Regions from separate parts of the Homo sapiens genome. Here region 2 is linked to region 1. The links are chromatin loops, found by intact Hi-C in ENCODE. Cell type or tissue: PC-3. All regions are shown on one strand. Links, peaks and the distances in the headings refer to the core of each region. The heading gives the core; the rest is flanking DNA.

Evidence for each region. Hi-C counts contacts between places; a loop is a spot of excess contacts. Peaks named below come from ENCODE experiments on the same cell type or tissue, not always from the same donor. Only the 100,000 strongest peaks of a DNase experiment are listed, where the experiment ranks them.
Region 2: a loop joins it to region 1, with 4 times the contacts of the local background. A loop is called at or near these places in 10 of 110 quality-filtered maps.

Annotation. Positions count from the first base shown.
Region 1 is chr7:27,779,466-27,789,764 of GRCh38, forward strand. It overlaps TAX1BP1 (Tax1 binding protein 1), which reads left to right. Exons shown (of 17, transcript NM_006024.7): 6 at 5,698-5,846; 7 at 5,934-6,024; 8 at 7,953-8,138. Among named protein-coding and RNA genes, the nearest start is that of TAX1BP1-AS1, 44 kb to the left of the region's middle. In PC-3, for the core only: a CTCF peak has its summit at 5,184 (motif pointing left); DNase peaks (open chromatin) are centred at 3,576 and 5,086; H3K4me3 peaks cover 1,008 bases; H3K27ac peaks cover 2,117 bases.
Region 2 is chr7:28,087,910-28,098,208 of GRCh38, forward strand. The region is part of intron 1 of JAZF1 (JAZF zinc finger 1); the gene reads right to left. Among named protein-coding and RNA genes, the nearest start is that of JAZF1-AS1, 87 kb to the right of the region's middle. In PC-3, for the core only: CTCF peaks have their summits at 5,906 (motif pointing left), 6,109 and 8,923 (motif pointing left); DNase peaks (open chromatin) are centred at 5,902 and 8,902.

The DNA of each region.
Region 1 (10,299 bases), core at 1,479-9,478:
TGGCTTTTAGTTGCTACATTTTCTCTTCAAGATTCAGATATTTAAAGTAATTTACAATAGTAGTTGAATTTGGGTATGATCAGTGATGCATATCTTATACTTTATTACATAGCCAATTTAATTTTTTGTCTTAATGGCAGTGTATCAGATGAGTTACTTGATTTGAATACTAGTCAGGGATAAATAATGAATTAGAGTGAAGACAAAGAAACCCAACAGTGTAAAGTTTTTGTTGTTCTTAATGTAACAGTCTATGTCATAAGTCATTGAAGTCTGGGGAGGGGATCGCAGATTTGCTTTGCATGATTATTCGGGGGCCTTGTTACCTTTTATATCATTCCACTGCCCACCCTTAGATTCCTAGAGAATTTATGTCTTCGTGATAGAAACTTGGTCACTGACATATCCTGGTTTCAGCTGGATGAAAGGGGAAAGAGATCTTAGACAAGGCATGATCAATAGTGTAAGTTATAGAGGTGGAAGTAATATATATCATTTCATTTATATTTAACTGATGATAATTTAGATGACTATAATGCATTGCAAGAGAAGCTGGGAATACAGTATAGTTGGGCAGTGATATGTAGTTACTATGGTTGAAAGGAGGTCATAATTTGGCAGACAACCAGCAGTCTCTGCCACAACACACAACACCAATATAGTAGTCTTTGAATTTAGCAGTTTGTGAATGAGATCTGGAAGTTATCTTTGGAGAGTATCTTATAACTTAATCTATTTATTAGTACCACTGTTAAGAAAGGTCATATCAAGAGTAGATAAAAATCAAATTACCAAAATTTCAGTACCTCAATTATTAAAATTTTCAGTTATTATTTTAGAAAACTTTTGTTTAAAGATATTGGAAAGTTGAAATCATTCTCAGTTCTTCCATTTACTAGCTGTGTAACCTTTGATAAACTACTTAACTTCTCTGTGGCTCACTTTTCTCATGTGAACGAGCCTTATAGTCGTTCCTAATTCTTAGGCCATGTGCTCATCAAATGAGAATGTATTATACATAAAGCACATAACATTTCCTACACAGTAGCTCTCAAGATAGCTGTTATTGTTATCATAGCATTAGGTACCTGGTTTTGGACAGAGGCAGTTTAAGGCATTTAGTATCTAATACATGGAATTGCCAAAAACCAGTTTTGAATTTATGATCTCATTGAATTTGTTTTTGTTTGTTTTTGCCAATTGTCATCAAGAAAAGATACAAAAGGCTTAATTTTAATACATGGGGTGATGATTATAACTTATGTATACATAGCAATATATTTCTTTCAAGCCAATTACTTTAATTTTGTACCTGCTTTACAAAGTAATAGTTTTAAGAAACTCATAATATATTATTTCTACAATATATTTATATACTTTTAAACCCATAATTTTTGTATTGATAAGTACAGAACTGTACAATGAAGCATTTTCATAGTTTATTTCATAAGACTACATCATTGAGTAGTTCCCATTCAATTTAATTAAAAGGTAATTTTAAGTAAAGTTATACTACCCTAAATTTTTTTACTTATTCCCTAACTCTTTAAAAATGTATATGAAACCTAATGTTAAAAAAAAATCACTAGTTTGTGGAATAAATTCATATTCAGGAAATAATTTAGACACTAATATATTTGTAGCCTGTCTCTCTTCCCCCTCCTCTCCACTCCAACCACAAAAATAGTGCTTGGATCTGTTATTTTCTGTAAAAGTTGAATTTAAGTACATTTGTTCATAGCAGATTTTTCAGTGAATTGAAGGTAGCCCTCACATTTTTTACTATAGTCATGCACCACTTGACAATGGGGATACGTTCTTAGAAATGTGTTGTTAGATGATTTCCTCTTTGTGCAAACATCATAGAGTGTACTTACACAAACCTAGATAGTATATCCTACTGCGCACCTAGGCTATATGGTATAACCTGTTGCTCCTAGGCTACAAACCTGTACAGCATGTTAGTGTACTGAATACTGTAGGCAGTTGTAACACATGGTAAATATTTGTGTATCTAAACATATCTAGATATCTTAGAAAAGGAAAGGTACAGTAAAAATATTGTATAAAATGTAAAATTTGTTATACCTGTATAGGGCATTTACCACAAATGGAGCTTGCAGGACTGACAGTGCTCTAGGTTATTCAGGGAGTGAGTAGTGAGTGAATGTGAAGGCCCAGGGCATTGCTGTACACTACTGTAGATTTTATAAATATTGTATACTTAGACTACACTAAATTAATTAATTAATTAATTTTTTTTTTTGAGACGGAGTCTTACTCTGTTGCCCAGGCTGGAGTACAGTGCAGTGGCGTGATCTCGGCTCACTGCAACCTCCAGCTCCTGGGTTCAGGTGATTCTTGTGCCTCAGCCTCCGGAGTAACTGGGATTACAGGTGCACGCCACCACACCTGGCTGATTTTTATGTTTTTAGTAGAGACAGGGTTTCACCATGTTGGCCAGGCTCTCGTACACCTGACCTCAGGTGATCTGCCCGCCTCGGCCTCCCAAAATGCTGTGATTACAGACATGAGCCACCGCACCTGGCCAGACTATACTAAATGTATAAAATATTTTTTTCTCCAAAAATAAATTAACCTTAGCTCACTGTAACATTTTCACTCTCTTTTTAAAAACTTTTTGATTCTTTTGAAATAACATTTAGCTCAAAACACAAACATGTACAGCTGTGCAAAAATATTCTTTCTTTGTATCCAAATTCCATAAGATTTTTCCATTTTAAAAACTTTTTGTTTTCTTTTCTTGTTTTATTTTATTTTATTTTTTTGAGATGGAGTCTTTCTCTGTCGCCCAGGCTGGAGTGCAGTGGCATAATCTAGGCTCATTGCAACCTCCACGTCGTGTGTTCAAGCAATTCTCCTGCTTGAGTAGCCTCTCAAGTAGCTGGGACTACAGGCACACACCACCACGCCCAGCTAATTTTTTTTTTCTTTGGTATTTTTAGTAGAGATGGGATTTCACCATGTTGGCCAGGCAGGTCTTGAACTACTGACCTCAGGTGACCCACCCACCTAGGCCCCCCAAAGTGCTGGGATTACAGATGTGAGCTGCCACACCGGCCAAATATTATATTTTTGTCTGGTGGATTTGTAGAAACCAGAGAAGATGTCTTTATAGTCTGTGTAGCTGTCATCATAACTTGGTATTATAGTTGATTTCAAAATTAGGTGTTTGAGAAAAGCCAGATTAAGTAAAATGAGTGATATTTGATTTAAAATCTGACTAGCAATTTTCATAAATAATTGTTTTGTCAATAATTTGTTATTTAAAGTGTTCAGGTGCTAGTTTACTAAATTTTACTCTGTGTATGTGTGAATCTAGAATACCATACCTTTTTTCTAGATAATTGTTAGTGATACTGTATCTGGTTTCTTCATATGCTTTTGTTTATAATCAGAATTTTATTTTTTAACATGAGAATAAATGTGCTCTGTTATTTTAAATACTTTTAAAATGTGTTTAGCCACCTAGATGAATGATTCATAATCTTTTTATCGGGTTATTCATAAGTGAGAGTTATGACTTGTGGGAATTGGTAATAGTGGCTCATGGAAACAGTGATTTTTTTAGTTTAGGAGTGGGAGGAAAGTCCCTGCATGAATCTGAAGTACTCAAATCTCTTTATCTCCCTTTGCCCCAATTTTTATGATTGTTTTCATATCGGCATACAATGTAGCAGGCTTAATTATCTGATGGAGGTTTTCTTTGTTTTAATATTAGAATTATGATGTCCTTTTGGCATGATTTACAAATGACTAAAAGTGTTTTAGAAAAATTGTCTTTTAGATTTTATCTTTTAAAGTTAATTTTTGAAAGCATGATTCCTAGTTGTTTGAAATGGCAAAGCTCTTAGCTTTTTCATGCTAAGAACGACGGAGCCACATTGAAGATGCTTATGCTTAACTCAGACGTGAAAACTACAGGCCTGAAGAATAATCCTTACTTTATCGTTTTCATGTGTTTTGAAAGGAGGCTTGTATGCTGGGAAGCTATCAGGTGCCTTTATGGGCACCAGAGAAAGTCTAAGACGCTTGTTGTAGTCAGAGTTAATTTATAATTCACTGTAAAGTTAACTGACTCAAAGCAATTAGTTCATGATTTACATTCAGTTGCTAGTGATTTTTTTCTCTTTTCCTATGCATTTTGTAGAATGCTGTATACCCGTTATAGGGCTTCATTACTTACAGGATTGGAAAGTAATTTTGTCCTAGGGAGAAATACTTGGGTTAAATCTGTAGTGTATTTGCAGTGCCAAGAGAGCACTGGTGGTAAAACTAAAAATAAAAAAAATGTGAACATTATTTAGAAACCTCTCTGGCCATCTTTATAAATCAACAAGACAAATCCTGAAAATGTGCCCAATTTCACAGCAATCATTATGATTGCAGAGGAAATAAATATTATTTGTTTTTTTCTCTGGTATTATGGCATTGGAACCAAAAAAGCATTTTGTACAACAGTTTTTGGTTAGTGTTACAAATTCAGTCAGACAAACATTTGCTTTGACCAAAAATAAGTCAATAGGGTGTATCTGACTTTTAGAAAATAATGTAGCAATGTTCATATTCTAGCAAGATATTTAAAATGATATTCTATCAAGAAAATACTTGGGTGAGTTCTTTTATGTGAATTAAAGTGAATTATAAATACTATATAATCTTTCATACTTTTAACTTGGCAGAACGGTGATTTTTTTAGTTTTTGTTGCTGGGTAGGTAAGTATTACTGTTTTGGGGAGAAATTTTAAAATTGTTCTTTAATAAAAATAATTTTATCTTAATTTACCAATTCTTTTATAATATAGTTTTCTATAACAAAGCACTTCCCTATATACACTGTTATATTTGAGTCTTATGAATTGTCCATTTAAAGTAGAATATTCCAAGTAGAAATTCAATTCAACATTCAATTTGTTGCACTTACTACCTCTTTTATATTTGTCTTAGTGTCTTTGAATATTTGTTTAGGCCTCTGAGTCACACTGGCAAGAAGATTAGGAACATGGCTTTAGGCATATGTTAGTGCTTTGATGGCAGTTAGTGACCTGTGCTAGAAAAAGTGGGTGTTAACCTTGATGGTGTCGTGTAAGACTTGATATGTCGTGACTAATTTTTAAAATTTTTTTCTCATTTTTCTTGCCTGCCCCCTGGTGGAGAAAAGTTAGTAAAATCAACATACAGGGTACATGAAAAGTCTGAAGGTGGGGGGAAAATGTATATAAATAAACGAATCATTGCTCATGCCTGTAGTCCCAGCACTTTTGGAGGCCGAGGCAGGAGGATTGTTTGAGCCCAGGAGTTTCAGCCTGGGTGACATGGCAAAACCCTGTCTCTATTAAAAAAAAAATTAGCCAGGCGTGGTGGTGGGTGCCTGTAGTCCCAACTACCTGGGAGGCTGAGGTGGGAGGATCACCTGAGCTGTGATTGTGCCACCATACTGCAGCCTGAGTGACAAAGTGAGACCCCAAACAAAAAACAAATTATCGATTAATTTAGTATATGAAAATTTAAATATATGTTATCATTTCAAGTTTTATAGTCTTAGCTTCTCAAATTTGGAGGGAACAAATGTGGGATTAAAATTCTAAGAATACATAGTTTTCTTAAAGATATGCAAATTTGCTTTACTGATTATGTTTCTGTGTTTTCTCAAAATACCTTGTTGTCACTTCTCAGGGTCTTACTGAAGTAACACAAAGCTTAAAAATGGAAAATGAAGAGTTTAAGAAGAGGTTCAGTGATGCTACATCCAAAGCCCATCAGCTTGAGGAAGATATTGTGTCAGTAACACATAAAGCAATTGAAAAAGAAACCGAATTAGACAGGTATTTCTCATGCTTTTAAAAAATAAATTCAATAAAAATTTTAAAACTTTAAAACATTATAATGTTACTTTATCATACCTATCTTAGTTTAAAGGACAAACTCAAGAAGGCACAACATGAAAGAGAACAACTTGAATGTCAGTTGAAGACAGAGAAGGATGAAAAGGAACTTTATAAGGTAATTTATTTTTTACCATATCTATTGCCTGTTGCTTCAAAAGAAATGACCCCAGAACTTAGGGGCTGTAGGTCAGCAATTTAGGAGCAGCTTAGCTGAGTGGTTCTGGCTCTAGCCTCTTGTGTAGTTGCAGTCAGGATGTTGGCAAGGGGTGCAGTCAGCTAAGGGCTTGATTGGGACTGGAGGGTTTGCTTTCAAGATGGCTTACTCCAGTGGCTTTTGGCAGGAGAACCTTCAGCTCCTCTTGAAGTGGTCTTTTCATAGGCTGCTTGAATATCCTCACAGCATGGCAGCTAGCTTCTCTCAGAGTGAGTGATCCAGGAGAGAGCAAGGAGGAAGTCACAGTCATGTTGTATATCACCCCTAAAAGTTAGTTTTCAGGGAATTAATTTGCTGCTGTTTTAGATACTTAACAGGTAGTGTGTAATAAGTTGAAGAGGTTTAATGGAATTAAGATACTTGTTTATCACAATTCATGTAACTATTTTTCCTTTTTAAGAACATATATATATATACACATTGGGGAGAACATTAATTTAGTAATAATCCCATTTTAGAGTTTGACTTTTAGAATATCTTCAGAGATGTCATTTTGTAAAAATATCCTCACTGCTAACAAATCTTGACCGCTTGAAGTTTTGAATTTTTTTTTTTTTTTTTGAGATGGAGTCTCGCTCTGTCGCCCAGGCTGAAGTGCAGTGGTGCGATCTCGGCCCACTGCAAGCTCTGCCTCTCGGGTTCACGCCATTCTCCTGCCTCAGCCTCCCGAGGACCTGGGACTACAGGTGCCCGCGACCACGTCCGGCTAATTTTTTGTATTTTTTTAGTAGAGACGAGGTTTCACCATGTTAGCCAGGATGGTCTCGATCTCCTGACCCGCCTCAGCCTCCCAAAGTGCTGGGATTACAGGCGTGAGCCGCCGTGCCTGGCAGTTTTTATTTATTTATTTTTTTAAGCAACCCTGAAATATAGGGTAGTTAGCTTAATTGTCAGTAATGCTGTGGGTGCAAATTGAGACTTATTTTTTTAAGTGGCTCATAAGCATTTCCTGAAGGCAATTCCAGATGAGGAATTTCAAGAACATTCTGAGTTAAGTCCGTTTCTTGTTAAGTCAATTTAATGAGCTGATGATTATGAACATCAGGTAGCGTTTTAAAGTGATGCTGCAAGGGTGTTGGTTGCTGATGTCTTCAGAGAATCAGGAGTTAATATTCTATCCTTGTGAACAGGAATTAGTCCTTCAGCATTCTGTATATTTAAAGAGTAAAGTGCAAGAAGTAAGTTAATTCATTTCTCCTCAGTACTCTTAACGAAAGCAGGATATACTTGATAGTGTACACTACAGGTCTGTATTTATAATTCCAGTTATTGAATTTGATTTGTATGTGTGTTAGGAGCAAATCAGCAATAGCGAGAGTCATGGGAAAATCAATATAGTTGGGTTAGTCAACAAATACATTTTTCAGCACATTGAAACTAAATGATATCGTACTTTTCGCCTGCAGAAAATGGAATTGTTTGAGATGTTGTTTTTGAATGCACCCCTTCTAGTTTTCCAGAGTCTTGTCGTGCCAGATTTGAATATGCCAAATAACATAATTTGTTTCCCCAAAAGAACAACCAAATCTATTTGCATTTTTAAAGAGAACCTGAAACCATTAAATCAAAGGAAAAGACTTTAGAGATCAGGTGATGTTGTTAGGGCTTAGAATAATCTCTCTGGAAAATAAAAAAGCTTAGAAAAGCTGTGTTCTGCTCCTGCATGCTTAACTAGTCATTTGGCAGAACCTGGGTCTCCTAAATCCTAGTCTAGTATGTCTTTCCTTCCTTTCGTTGTCTTTGGGTTAGAAATATAATGGTATTTTAAACTTTGACTAACTTAGGTCATGGAGTTAGAATATTCTTGACATTTTCAAACACCATTACAGGTACATTTGAAGAATACAGAAATAGAAAATACCAAGCTTATGTCAGAGGTCCAGACTTTAAAAAATTTAGATGGGAACAAAGAAAGCGTGATTACTCATTTCAAAGAAGAGATTGGCAGGCTGCAGTTATGTTTGGCTGAAAAGGAAAATCTGCAAAGAACTTTCCTGCTTACAACCTCAAGTAAAGTAAGTACTTTTGCTATATATATTTGAAGATTGTAAAACATACCTATGAAATGTATGCAATATGATTTTCATTTTTAATTCCCCCAAGCTTTTGTTCTAAAAAAGTTCAAACTTACAAAACAGTTGGAAGAACAGAACAATGAATACTGATGTACCCTAAAATATTTTGCCATTCTTTGTTTTATCTCCCTCATTTATATGCCTTTTTTTCTGAGCGATGTGAGTTGCAAGTATTACGATAATTTACTCTAAATACTTTAGCATGTCTCCCTTATGAACAAGTGCATTCTTCTTCATAGCCATGACACCGTTATTACACCTAAGAATTTAGCACTGATTGAATAACAGTCATTCTCATAGTTAGTTCACAATCACATTGCCCCAAATGTATTCTTATATAATCTTTAAAATTTTGTGATTCACAGTTAGTCAAAGACTACATATTATTTTGATTGTTGTATTTTGAGTCGGTTTCAGTCTAGAATAGTGTCCCTACACTTTTTATGACATTGATATTTTTGGAGAAGACAGGCTAGTCTGAGAAAATGTTCTATAATCTGGATTTGTCTGTTGTTTCTCATGACTAGATTCAGGTGAGACATTTTTGCAAGAAAAGACATAGATGATGTTTTGTCCATCCTGTTGGAGTCATATCAAAAGTTATATAATGTCAATTTGTTTCGTTCTTGATAATGTTAGGTTTAATAATTTGTTTAAAGTTATGCCTACCTGTCTCTATATAGGTGCCTTTCTTTTCTTTCCCTGTTTGTGATTATTAAGCAATCTGTATAAACACCCTGTTCTCCAACAGCCTTTCCTCAATGTTTTTATTGTCCTTTGATGCTCCTCACCTGCATCAGCTATTATGTTGGTAATAATTAATGATAGAAAAATGGTGATTTAAAAAATTCTATTATGCCTTCTACATTTATTTGTAGGTAATCTTTTATCATGAGGACATTCCTGTCACCCTTCCCTCTTTTTTAAATATAACTTTGGACTTACTGATTTTTTGCTGCATATTATGCATAATCATCATTATTCTTTTTCATACCCAAATTGTTCTGAATTTAACCAGGGGAACCTTTTCAAGCCTGCTTTTTTGTCCTGATATGTTCCTATAATGCTTTGAATACTTTCTTGCTTTATGGCACAACTGTATGTTCTAACTTCAGGTTGTTCCCCCAGACCTGATATTACCATTTCTCCAAGAAACTCTGTTTTTTTTAGTAGGTAATGGTATTTTGAAACCAAGAACTGGATCCTATTGCTACTATGGGGCTGCTGCTTTGCACATTCAGTGGGTATTTTGCATCTTTAATTTATATTGATAGCTCCAATTCAGATTTAGTACCTTAGGATTCTTCCTTCCTTTGCTCCATTCCATATTTATATCTCTCTTCTCGCAATGTGAGAACTCTTGTTTCCCAAACATCATTATTACTCATGTGTTTCCATCCAGCCGTACACACCAGTGTTTTCACAATTATTACATCAATGCCACTTCCAACAATAAATGTACTAAATAAAGCTAAGGTATTTTTACAGCTCTTTTTTCTTAGAATATGTTTCACTAAGGATGTATAGAAACGCCATGTTCAAAAGTTACTTGAACTATTTTTTTGCATACCTATGTTATAAATTTGTAATATAATTTCATTTGCTTGTATTTAATTTTAATATTTGCTTTTATTCTTCTGTTTGATTTATTTTTATTGTTTGAATATGTAAAACAGTTGCTTTGTTCAGAAGTCAAAATGATAGAAAAATTTTACTCTGAGGTCTCAATCTCTTCCTTGTTTTTTTAAACCCTTTTCTTACCTATGCCCATAGATAAACATTTTCATAAGTTTCTAGTTTATTCTTATGTTTCTTTTTGTAAAAATAAGCTTATATATGCATGTGTACATGTACATACATCCTTCTTTATCCTCTTCGTTCTTAAAAAAGGTAGCGCTACTATACATACCATTTTGCACCTTTTTCTCACTGAACAAAATAAGTTGCTAGTTACTCCATATCAGTTTGTAGAGATCTTCCTCATTTGAAAAAAATGGCCACATAATATTCCATTATATAGATTTACCTTGATTGATTCATTATTTCTTATGATGTTATTTTTAGTAATTTGCTATTAAAAATACTCAGACATAGTTAATGT
Region 2 (10,299 bases), core at 992-8,991, 310 kb after region 1:
TCTCCACTTTTTTTTCCTAGTGGGAATACAGGAGATAAAGAGAAGGCTTTGACAAAGGGCCTTTATTTCTTTTAAGCAATTACCAAGACAAGTCCTGCTTCCCAGTGGATGTCTCCCTGCCAGCTTTGAACTACATCCTTGCCCCCCTCATACAGATTAGATGCCCTACATTAACAGAAACAGCCTGAAAACCAGGGGGTCTGAAAACACATCCCTTCACGGAGCTTAACAGTCACTCAGGGTTAACACCACGGGGCTACAATCTGCTGCAAGAGACAGTGGTGCAGGGACATGGTAGCCAACAGCAGTTTCAACTGGTATCATGTTCCGAAAGTTTCATCACTTTTAAAACTGCAACTTCTACATTTTTCTGCAAGTCTCTCTTCCGCATTGCTAAATCCTTTCTGGATTCTGAGATATTTTGCTACTAGGAGCTAGCTTTCTTACTGGCTCCCTGTGCCTTATAAGGAAATTAGGCAATACATTAATAAGTGCTATTGGTGGCTCCCTTCTGACCACTGAGCCACAACTAGGTTGCAGGTAATTAGATCTAAAGGCTCCACTGTCAAACACACCTTTCCTTTTCCTAATTACATGAGAAAACCTCAGTAAGTCCCAATTTTAATAATAGTGCTTCCTGCCACAGGGATCAAAGTCAGAGATGTGTGTGATGAAGTGTAGCTAGGTTTGTTTAAGGAGTGTCTCCTTTTCCTTCTACTTCCAACCCTTGTCCTAATATCTCCCAAAGAAAAGGGGGCCTGTCTCCATTCCCAAGGACTGGTCCTCTGATTCTCCTCTGTTAGAACTCTGTTATTTTCACCTGCCAAACCACCACTATGCCATTAAATCACTATTTGCATTCTGTTGTCCCTTGTGTTTCTCTTTTATTGTTTTAAGCAGGGATGGATGTTTCTGTGAGTTTACATAATCTCTCTCAGGATAAATTCATTCTTAAACTAATAATGGGCTTGATTCTCATGTTAATTCCTCCCTTCAATTAATTTTATTTTACCAACATCTCCAAACTAGGAGGACACTGGACAAATCATCAGCACTGCGCATACTCATCATATTTCCAATCATCACCAATTTCCAACAAGAATAAAAATGCTCCCAAGACATAATCTCCCATTTGGATACACTTGGTCATCACAGTGCATTCCAATGAGCAATACAAGAGGAAAATAATAAAACAGAAACAGAAAGCAAAACAATAATAGTACTGAATATTTAAGGAAACTTAAAAATCTAATCCCCAATGTGATGGTCTGTGGCGATGAGGCCTTTGGGAGGTAATTAGATCATAAGAGTGGAGTCCTTGCCTATGATGGGATTAATACTCTTATAAGAGGGGACTTGAGAGAACTTGCTTCCTCTCTCTCTGCACTATTTGAAGACAGCAAAACCACAGCCATCTGCAAACCAGGAAGAGGGCCTTACCAGACCCAATTATGCTAGCACCTTGATCTTGGACTTCCCAGCGTTTAGAACCATGAGAAATAAATACCAGTATTCTATTATAATAGCCCAAGCTAAAACAGAAATTGGTACTGGGAAGTGGAGTGCTGCCTTAACAAATACTTAAATATGTGGGAGTGGCTTTGGAACTGGTTAACGCGTAGAGAGGCTGGAAGGTACATGCTAGAAAATGTTGACATTGCTGTGAAGGGACTTTGGAAGGTGATTCTGGTGAGGGCTCAGAAAGAAAAGAGGAGAGATATATAGAAAGTTTTCATCTTCTGGGAAAACACTTAAGTAATCCTGTTCAGAATGTCGTAGAAATAGGGATGGTCCAATGAAGGCTCAGACAAATGAGGAACATGTTATTGAATAATTAAGAAAAGTAAATTCTTGTTATAAAGTGGCAAAGAACTTGATTGAACTGTGTTCATGTACTAGTATTTTGTAGAAGGTAGAATTGGCAAGTGATAAAATTGGCTATTTAGCTGAGGAAATTTCTAAGTGTTGAAAGAGGAGCTTGGTTCTTCCTGACTACATATAGTAAAATACAAGATGAGAGAAATTGAGATGTGAGGGAAACAAGAAACTCCGTGGTGAGATTACATCATTTAGATTCAAAAGTCCATGTAAGATTTGGGTCCCCAAGAAGTTAACCACAGGTACCATCAAATCCAGTATGGTGCCATTGTCAGTCAAGAATCAAGGTTGCCTGCCAGGGCTTCAATCCCAATATCCACTGTAGATACTAACAAGTTACTCAACCTCTTTAAACCACACTTTCCTCAACTTAAAAATCAGTTTAATGATTGAACCTACCTCATCGGACTATAGTGAAGATTGGATAAGATTGCCTGTATAGCTCTTATAGTGCCTAACATACCTTATGAACTCAATGAACATTAACTGCCATTATCATCATCATCACCTTCTTCATCATGAACAACAAATCTCTCTGCTTAACGAAGATGCTAATATCCAGTCAAACTGCAATCTTAATACTGGGTTTCCCCAGTTTCTTCAATAACTGCCTAACTTGCCCATTCATCTTATTTTTCATAACTTTAAACATTATTAAATCAAAGCATAAGACTCTAGTATAAATTCTAGGCCAATTACATGCCAAAAGGAAATTATTTTAGTGTTACAGTGCATTCTTAGCATTATCCTATTCTATCTACATGAAAAGTAAAAACTCACTCTGTTTAAAATATCTCCTTTGAGCATCACAATATCCTCCAACACAGGTACTAGTACTCCCACATAATAGAGAAGAAAAGTGAGGCGGCTTCACTGCCTAATCTACCCAAGGCCATAGGCTAGTAATTAGTGGAACCTGAATCAAAGCCAGCTTACCCGACTTTTAACCACACCTCCTCATTCTCTGTCTTCCTCTTTTCCTATTCAAGCTCTTATTTTTTTTTCTATTCCACAGACTTTTTTTTAGTTGTTTTTTTTTTTTTTTTTTTTGAGACGGAGTCTCGCTCTGTCACCCAGGCCGGACTGCGGACTGCAGTGGCGCGATCTCGGCTCACTGCAAGCTCCGCTTCCCGGGTTCACGCCATTCTCCTGCCTCAGCCTCCCGAGTAGCTGGGACTACAGGCGCCCGCCACCGCGCCCGGCTAATTTTTTGTATTTTTAGTAGAGACGGGGTTTCACCTTGTTAGCCAGGATGGTCTCAATCTCCTGACCTCATGATCCACCCGCCTCGGCCTCCCAAAGTGCTGGGATTACAGGCGTGAGCCACCGCGCCCGGCCTTTTTTTTAGTTTTTTAACTTAAAAGTTAATTAAAATTATTACTATTTTTTCTAATTATATCAGGGGAAATAATGTTATTCATATTTTTACATACTTTTGAGAGATGCACTTTCTTCTGTCAACCTGAACTTCAATTTTTTATTATGTCTCAACTAGAAGTCCATATTTTCATGAATATTTAATGTTTCCTCCTAACAGTCATGTTATTTTTCACGACTATTTAAAACCACAGTTGTTAAACTAGGTATTTATGAGGCATTTTCCCTTGCTCCCAATATGCTACCATAACAATTTTCACCACTAAGAACATTCTTAAAATAGTTTAGATTTTTTTTTATTTAGGTATTTCCCATTAAATCCACTTTTTGAGAAAAGAGAATACAGTTTTACTTTCTTTTATGCTCTTAAAATCAACTTAATACTAACCTGAATAAACAAAGTCCTGAATGAAGATTTCAATGTAAGTTAAATATACATATATATTATATATATATAACATATATATATATACACACACACAGACACACACATATATATGCACATGCAGAGAGAGAGAGAGAGAGATCAAAGGAAAATCTGTTTAATGTAAACTTTATTACTTTGGGGTTTTAAAATTCAGAAATACACTTCAACATTCATATTGCTGTTAGAATAGTCGGTGTGTGTATGGCCCAACTGGAAAATATTCTCTTGTTTTAAATGATGATGGGTCCTTGAATCCTGTGTAATGGAACTTAAAAGACTCACACCTTCTACCTTAGCATGTCAATAGGTCAAAACCTTGTAAAATCAACTTGGCAATAACATTTCATGCAGTCCAAGTATGTTACCGTAGCAGAAAATTTGCTACGATGGCTTAATTACACAAGTACATGGCAACATTCAACTTCTAGTGAGAAAAGGTTTAGATTTGGGGAAACTTTTCAATATTTTCTCTTTCCTCTCATTGAGGGTATATTTGGGTTATTACATATGACTTCACATATATATGTAAACACAATGTTGTATTTGTGTATATATGTAGACACTGTAATTACATATATAAAGGGCACTCAATGGGTAGGAGTCAATGTTTAAACTATCAACTTCTAATTAGTTTCAATTTTTTTTTTAACCTGACAGCAATAATCTAAACTCTAACATCCCATTTCAGGGACAAAAGGCAAAAAAAAAAAAAAAAAAAAAAAAAAAAAAAAAAAACAACTAATGTCAAAGTAGAGGAAGAAGGAAATAAAAAGATCTCATTTTTAGAAATGACAGCTCCTTATTTTGGCTTCTATTTAGTTAAAATACACGGTTGGACTGAGCTTTGATGTTATATTGCCTGTTCAGAAAGGGATAAGCAATATTAAAAGTATATAAAAAATTAAAATAGGGAAGAAAAGGAAAAGAAACTGCTTAAACTACTTCATAGAACTGCTTTTAGAAATTTCTGGCTGGATGCGGTGGCTCACACTTATAATCCCAGCACTTTGGGAGGCTGAGGCAGGCAGAGTGCTTGAGCCCAGGAGTTCAAGTCCAGCCTGGGCAACATAGTGAAATCCCATCTCTACAAAAATACAAAAAGAAAAAAAACCAAAAAAATTAGCTGAGTGTAGTGACTTGTGCCTGCAGTCCCAGCCACTCAGGAGGCTGAGGTGGGAGGATCACCTGGGCCTGGGAAGATCGAGGCTGCAGTGAGCCGTAATTACACAACTGCACTCCAGCCTGGGCAGTAGAGTGAGGCCCTGTTTCGAAAAAAAAAAGAAAGAAAGAAAAGAAAAAAAGGAAATTTTTATCTAGAAATTTCCATTCATAGACAAATAATCAAAACATTATTTCATGTAACTTAAATATCTTTCCTAAAACATATCCCTGAAAGGGTTTCTACAAAGTGTTCTAGTTGCCATGTGCACTGGAAGAACACAGAAGGGCACAATCTTTTTAAAAGCATTTTAAAATTTTGATGTTTTAATACTTCAGTGTGACTTATCACCCCTTACTTCCCACCATTAATTAGCATCTGTGAATTTGGTGTTTGATATGGTTTGGCTGTATCCCCACCCAAATCTCATACTGAATTGTAGCTCCATAATTCCCACATGTTGTGGGAGGGACCAGGTGGGAGATAACTGAATCCTGGGGGCGGTTTCCCCCATACTGTTCTCGTGGCAGTAAGTCTTGCGAGATCTGATGGTTTTATAAGGGGTTTCCCTCACTCGACGCATTCTCTCTTGTCTGCTGCCATGTAAGACATGCCTTCTGCCTTCCACCATGATTGTGAGGCCTCCCCAGCTACACGGAACTGTGAGTCCATTGAAACTCTTTCTTTATAAATTACCCAGTCTTGGGATGTCTTTATCAGCAGCGTTATCAGCAGCGTGAAAACAGACTACTACAATGTTGCAGACAAAAAAATTACTGATTGGATAACTTCAAACTTATCTGAAAAACTTGATTCTTCATCAATTACCACTTACATATGTTCCTTTCAATTTACTAAAAATTTCTCCTGGTATATGACCATTTCACATTGCTAAAATCCAGTCAGCTCTCTCAGGCGGCGCGTTCACTGGGTTGTTTTGCCCATTCAGGGGGAAATGAAGAGAGTGCCACAGTGATAGTTCACTTCTCACCGAGCTTTGGGCAAACCCAAAAGACAGGTGCCTGCCTGCAGATGCTTGTCCACTGTCTCTTTTCAAATGCTGTAGCGCCCCCCTGTGGCAATGCCTGCAAACAAGCCAATAACAAGAATGCCTTTTAGAATGAGCTGCAGACAAAAGTAAGGGTGTGGGTGGGCAGGAGCCAGGGAGGGAAGAATGCATTCAGTGCTCAGGACAACTTGACCCTCCCTCTTCAGTATTCCATATATTCATTCGCAAAGCTTGGAACTTAGATTCTTGTGTGGCCAAAGCAAGAGACAGACATTAACTATGAAAGCACATAAATAAAATTATTTCAGACAGTGATAAATGTCCCCACCACTCAGAGGTTCAAAATAGGGTAAGGCTATGAGACATGGTAATATGCATAAATCAGCAATGTAACCCTCTGAAGTAGAAGTCAACATTCGATCTGCTCGGAGGCAACAGACATTTGTATTTCTTTTTCGGATCAAGAGAGGATCTAAAAGTAAATCGTTGTCTGCCTCCCCGATATCCCTTCTTCCCTTTTCCCATCAATACAGATCCCTAATGTTCACTCAGAACAGAGGCTACATTGCCAGCCTGAAGGTCCCACGGCTGGCAAGGAACAAGACAGAAACCAAAGGGCTGACTCGCCAAACATCAGCAGTCTCCTTTCCAGCCCCGGCACCGAGTCTCCAGGGCTGCTCGCTTCTGCCTATCCGCTCCGTAGCACGAAAAGCCTGGAGAGGCTTGGCCTGGCCTGGGTTTCTGTTCTGACACATCAGCTAACTTTTTTGCGACCCTATACACATTAATAACTTCTGTCTCCAAACTGTCATCTGCTGAAAAGCAGCCATTTATCTTACAGGAATGCCATGGGGGAAGAAGGAACCCAGTAGGCACCCAGCACTTGAAATTTTCTGGCAGAAGGAACATGGGCAAGCAGACCCGAAGCTTCTCCTTCCAGGCAAGAACACCTGCTTCACCTCCACTTATTCATGTTTTGCTTATGGTGCTTTTTAAAAATTATTATTTTTTATTTTTTTTGCCAGCTCAGCCCCACCCTGTGGCCAGAGGGGACCAAGGGCCGAGCTGCGCCTGCTCATGATGTTTTAACAATGCCCTCTTTCCTCCACTGCCCTCAATCGTCCTACCAAAGCTCCCTTAGTAAGACGACAAGGAGGAAACACACAGAAATACATGTGGAGTCCCAACAAGAAAGAAGCTCCATCCAGAAAAACTGGCACCCCAGAGAAGGGCACAGTCTCTATGCTTTGGCTTACCTGATACCCACATGTACCCCAAGGGTGTGCCATCTCCGAATCTGAGAAGCTCCCACAGCACCAAAGCCAAACCACTTTCAAGGCTCCACGCAACCTCTCCCATCTTATTCCCACAAGTCTTCAGTTTCATCCCAGTCCCTCTCTTCATTCTCCATCAAGAGCACCACAATCATTCTACATATTTGTTCACTCTGTTGGGCCTCCTAGGCAAGCCCTGTATTAGTCCATTTTTATACTGCTATGAAGAACTGCCCAAGACTGGGTTATTTATAAAGGAAAGAGGTTTAATTGTCTCACAGTTCAGCATTATCGGGGAGGCCTCAGGAAACTTACGATCATGGCGGATGGTGAAGGGGAAGCAAAACATGATCTTCACAAGCAGGGAGGAAGGAGAAGTGCCAAGTGAAGGGGGAGGAGCCCCTTACAAAGCCATCAGATCTTGTGAGAACTAACTCACTATCATGAGAACAGCATGGGGGAAACCACCCCCATGATTCAATTACCTACAGCTGGTCTCTCCTTTGACACGTGGGGATTATGGGGAGTATAATTCAAGATGAGATTTGGGTGGGTACACAAACCCTAACCATATCAAGTCCCTACCTCAAGGAGTTCTCTGGCTTTCTGCTCATCTTCAGTCCACCTGTCCTTCTAGCAGAGCCTCTGCTGCCTTCCAACAGGTAATCATGGTCCCCTCCGCTGAACGTCAAATCCCTGTGAGATCCTAAGAGGGCATCAGTCAGCTTAGGCTGCCATAACAGAATACCACAGCCAGAGTGGCCTGAACAACAGAAGCAATTCTGGAGGGCAGAAGTCCCAGATCAAGGCACCATCAGGACTGTTCTGCTGAGGCCTTGCTTCCTGGCTCATAGGCTGGCCCTCTTGCTGTGTCCTCACACGGCTGAGACGGAGAGCTCTGGTGCTCCTCCTCTTCTTATACTAGCACTAGCCTTTACTGGGCCCCAACCGTATGACTCATTTAACCTTCATCATCCCCTCAAAGGCTCCATCTCCAAATATCCTGGGGGTTAGGGCTTCAACATATGAAATTTGGGGGGGGCACAAACATTCCATAGCATCAAGGATGGCGTGAGACAGAAGACACTAAAAGGGAGAGGGATAAGCAGAACTGAGAGGGAGGCCACTGAAGAGAGAAGTGGGAGGCAGGGCCTCTGTCCGCTCTTGGAGTTGGAGAAAACAAGAATGAAGGGAACAAGAGGGCCAGTGGTTAGGGTTGTCCGAGAAGTTCTGTGGTGAGGAAAAAACTATGAGTAAAAGGCAACACTTTTGGTTATAAAGCACAATAAGCTATGACAAGAAGCAGTCCTTTGCTGTTAATTCTCTGAAGGTTAACTTGACTGGACCATATATGTCGGAAATGACCTTTCCCTTGTCATAAAAATAACTGAAACCCTTACAGACATAATGAAAATCTTACTATCCACTATTGAGCAAGGAAAAACATCTATAATCAAATTAAATATTTTGTCTTTTAAGTGCATTAGCAAAATGATTTACATAAGAACTACACTTTTCACATAATCATTCATGCATGTTGATAGACGATTCAAGGAAAAATTCATAAAACAGAACTGCAGCTCAAATCTGTTCTGAACAATTTATCTTCTTACTACAAGATGGCCAATAAGAGACTATTTTTTAACTTTTTCATTTGCAATTTTTTTTTTAATTCTCAAATTGCATCTATATCTCAAATAAAGTAATGGGAACATTCTAGCTCTGGGGTGTGGAAAAGCAGCCATGGCCGTGGGAAGCTGACTGCAAATGAAACACTGGCTTACACTGCCCTCTGCTGGTATACTGACCACATTTCAAGTTCCTTCGTTTTTACAAAGTTGCCAAAAGACGTTCAGTATTTTGAAACAGCAAATTCAAGCCTAATTACTAAGAACAGGTTGTGGAAAATATTACCAAGTGGCTTAAATGCCATCTGCACCACATCAGGCACACATTCCTAATGAAAAGGGCACATGTGTAGAAAGAAATGGTGCCAAATCACACCTGCTAACCTAATATAAAGGGTTTTTAACTAACTCTTTAAAATATGCATTAAGTTAACAATAATGCCTTTAAATCACCCCCCACCCCCACTTTCCCACCCAACCTCTGCCACACTAACCAACTTTTCAGAAAACAAATATTGCAAAAAATGAAATCTTGGCTCCCACCACTGCATTTGGGCCTCTGCTTAAATCAGCTCAGCAATAAATAACTGCATGTTACCACAGTTTACAAAATTCATTTTCTAAGTACAGACTTTTTTTTTAAATTTAGATGCTGCTAATTTGCCAGAATGTTGCTGGAAAACATGCCATTTGTTTAAACACATACAACATCAGCCTCCATTAAAATGATTACAGCATCAATTCAAAAGTCTGAAGCATTTATTAGGTGTCTCTAATTCCACAGAGCCTTTTACTAAGCCCTGTATAAATTAGTTAAGCCAAATTCCTGCCTCAGAGCTTGTTTCCTAAAATAGATGAAGTCACACACATTGATACAATAGAACAACACAGGTACATTAACTTAAGTGAATGGACCTACATTGTGTTCTGAAGCAAGAAATGGGAGAGCTGAAGGAGCTGGATATATAAAGGGTGGGGCAAGAAGAAATCACAGCTGTCTACGAATCAGTCAGCAAGTCCTTTGGGAGGAGGTGGGATTTCAGGTAGCTGAATGAAGGGGAAGGTTCGGGGAGCTAAAAAGAAAGGTGGCAGCCACAGGCCTGCTAGAGTCTGGGAGGTCATTTTGCATGTAGAAATGGGAGGGTGACAGGAAAGAGGTAAATCTTGGAAATGCCATGACTCCCAGCAGCCACACAGCAATCTGCTTTAACCAAACCCAGAACACTATGCACTTCTGCACAGGGGTGCCCAGCTCCAGGCTACTCATTAAATTCTCAAACCATTCCATAACGTAGTTATTATTATTAAATCTCATGATGAAACTGAAGCACACAAAACGGAACATTTTGTCTCTAGACCCCAGAAACCTTAAGCTTGCTACTATGGACTGAATGTCTGTGTCCCCTTAAATTCCTATGTTGAATCTGTAATCCGCAATGTGATGATATTTGGAGTGAAGCCTTTGGGAGATGATCAGGTCATGAGGGTCTCTGGATGGGATTAGTGCCCTCATAAGAAGAGAAACCAGAGAGTTTTTCTTCTCCCTC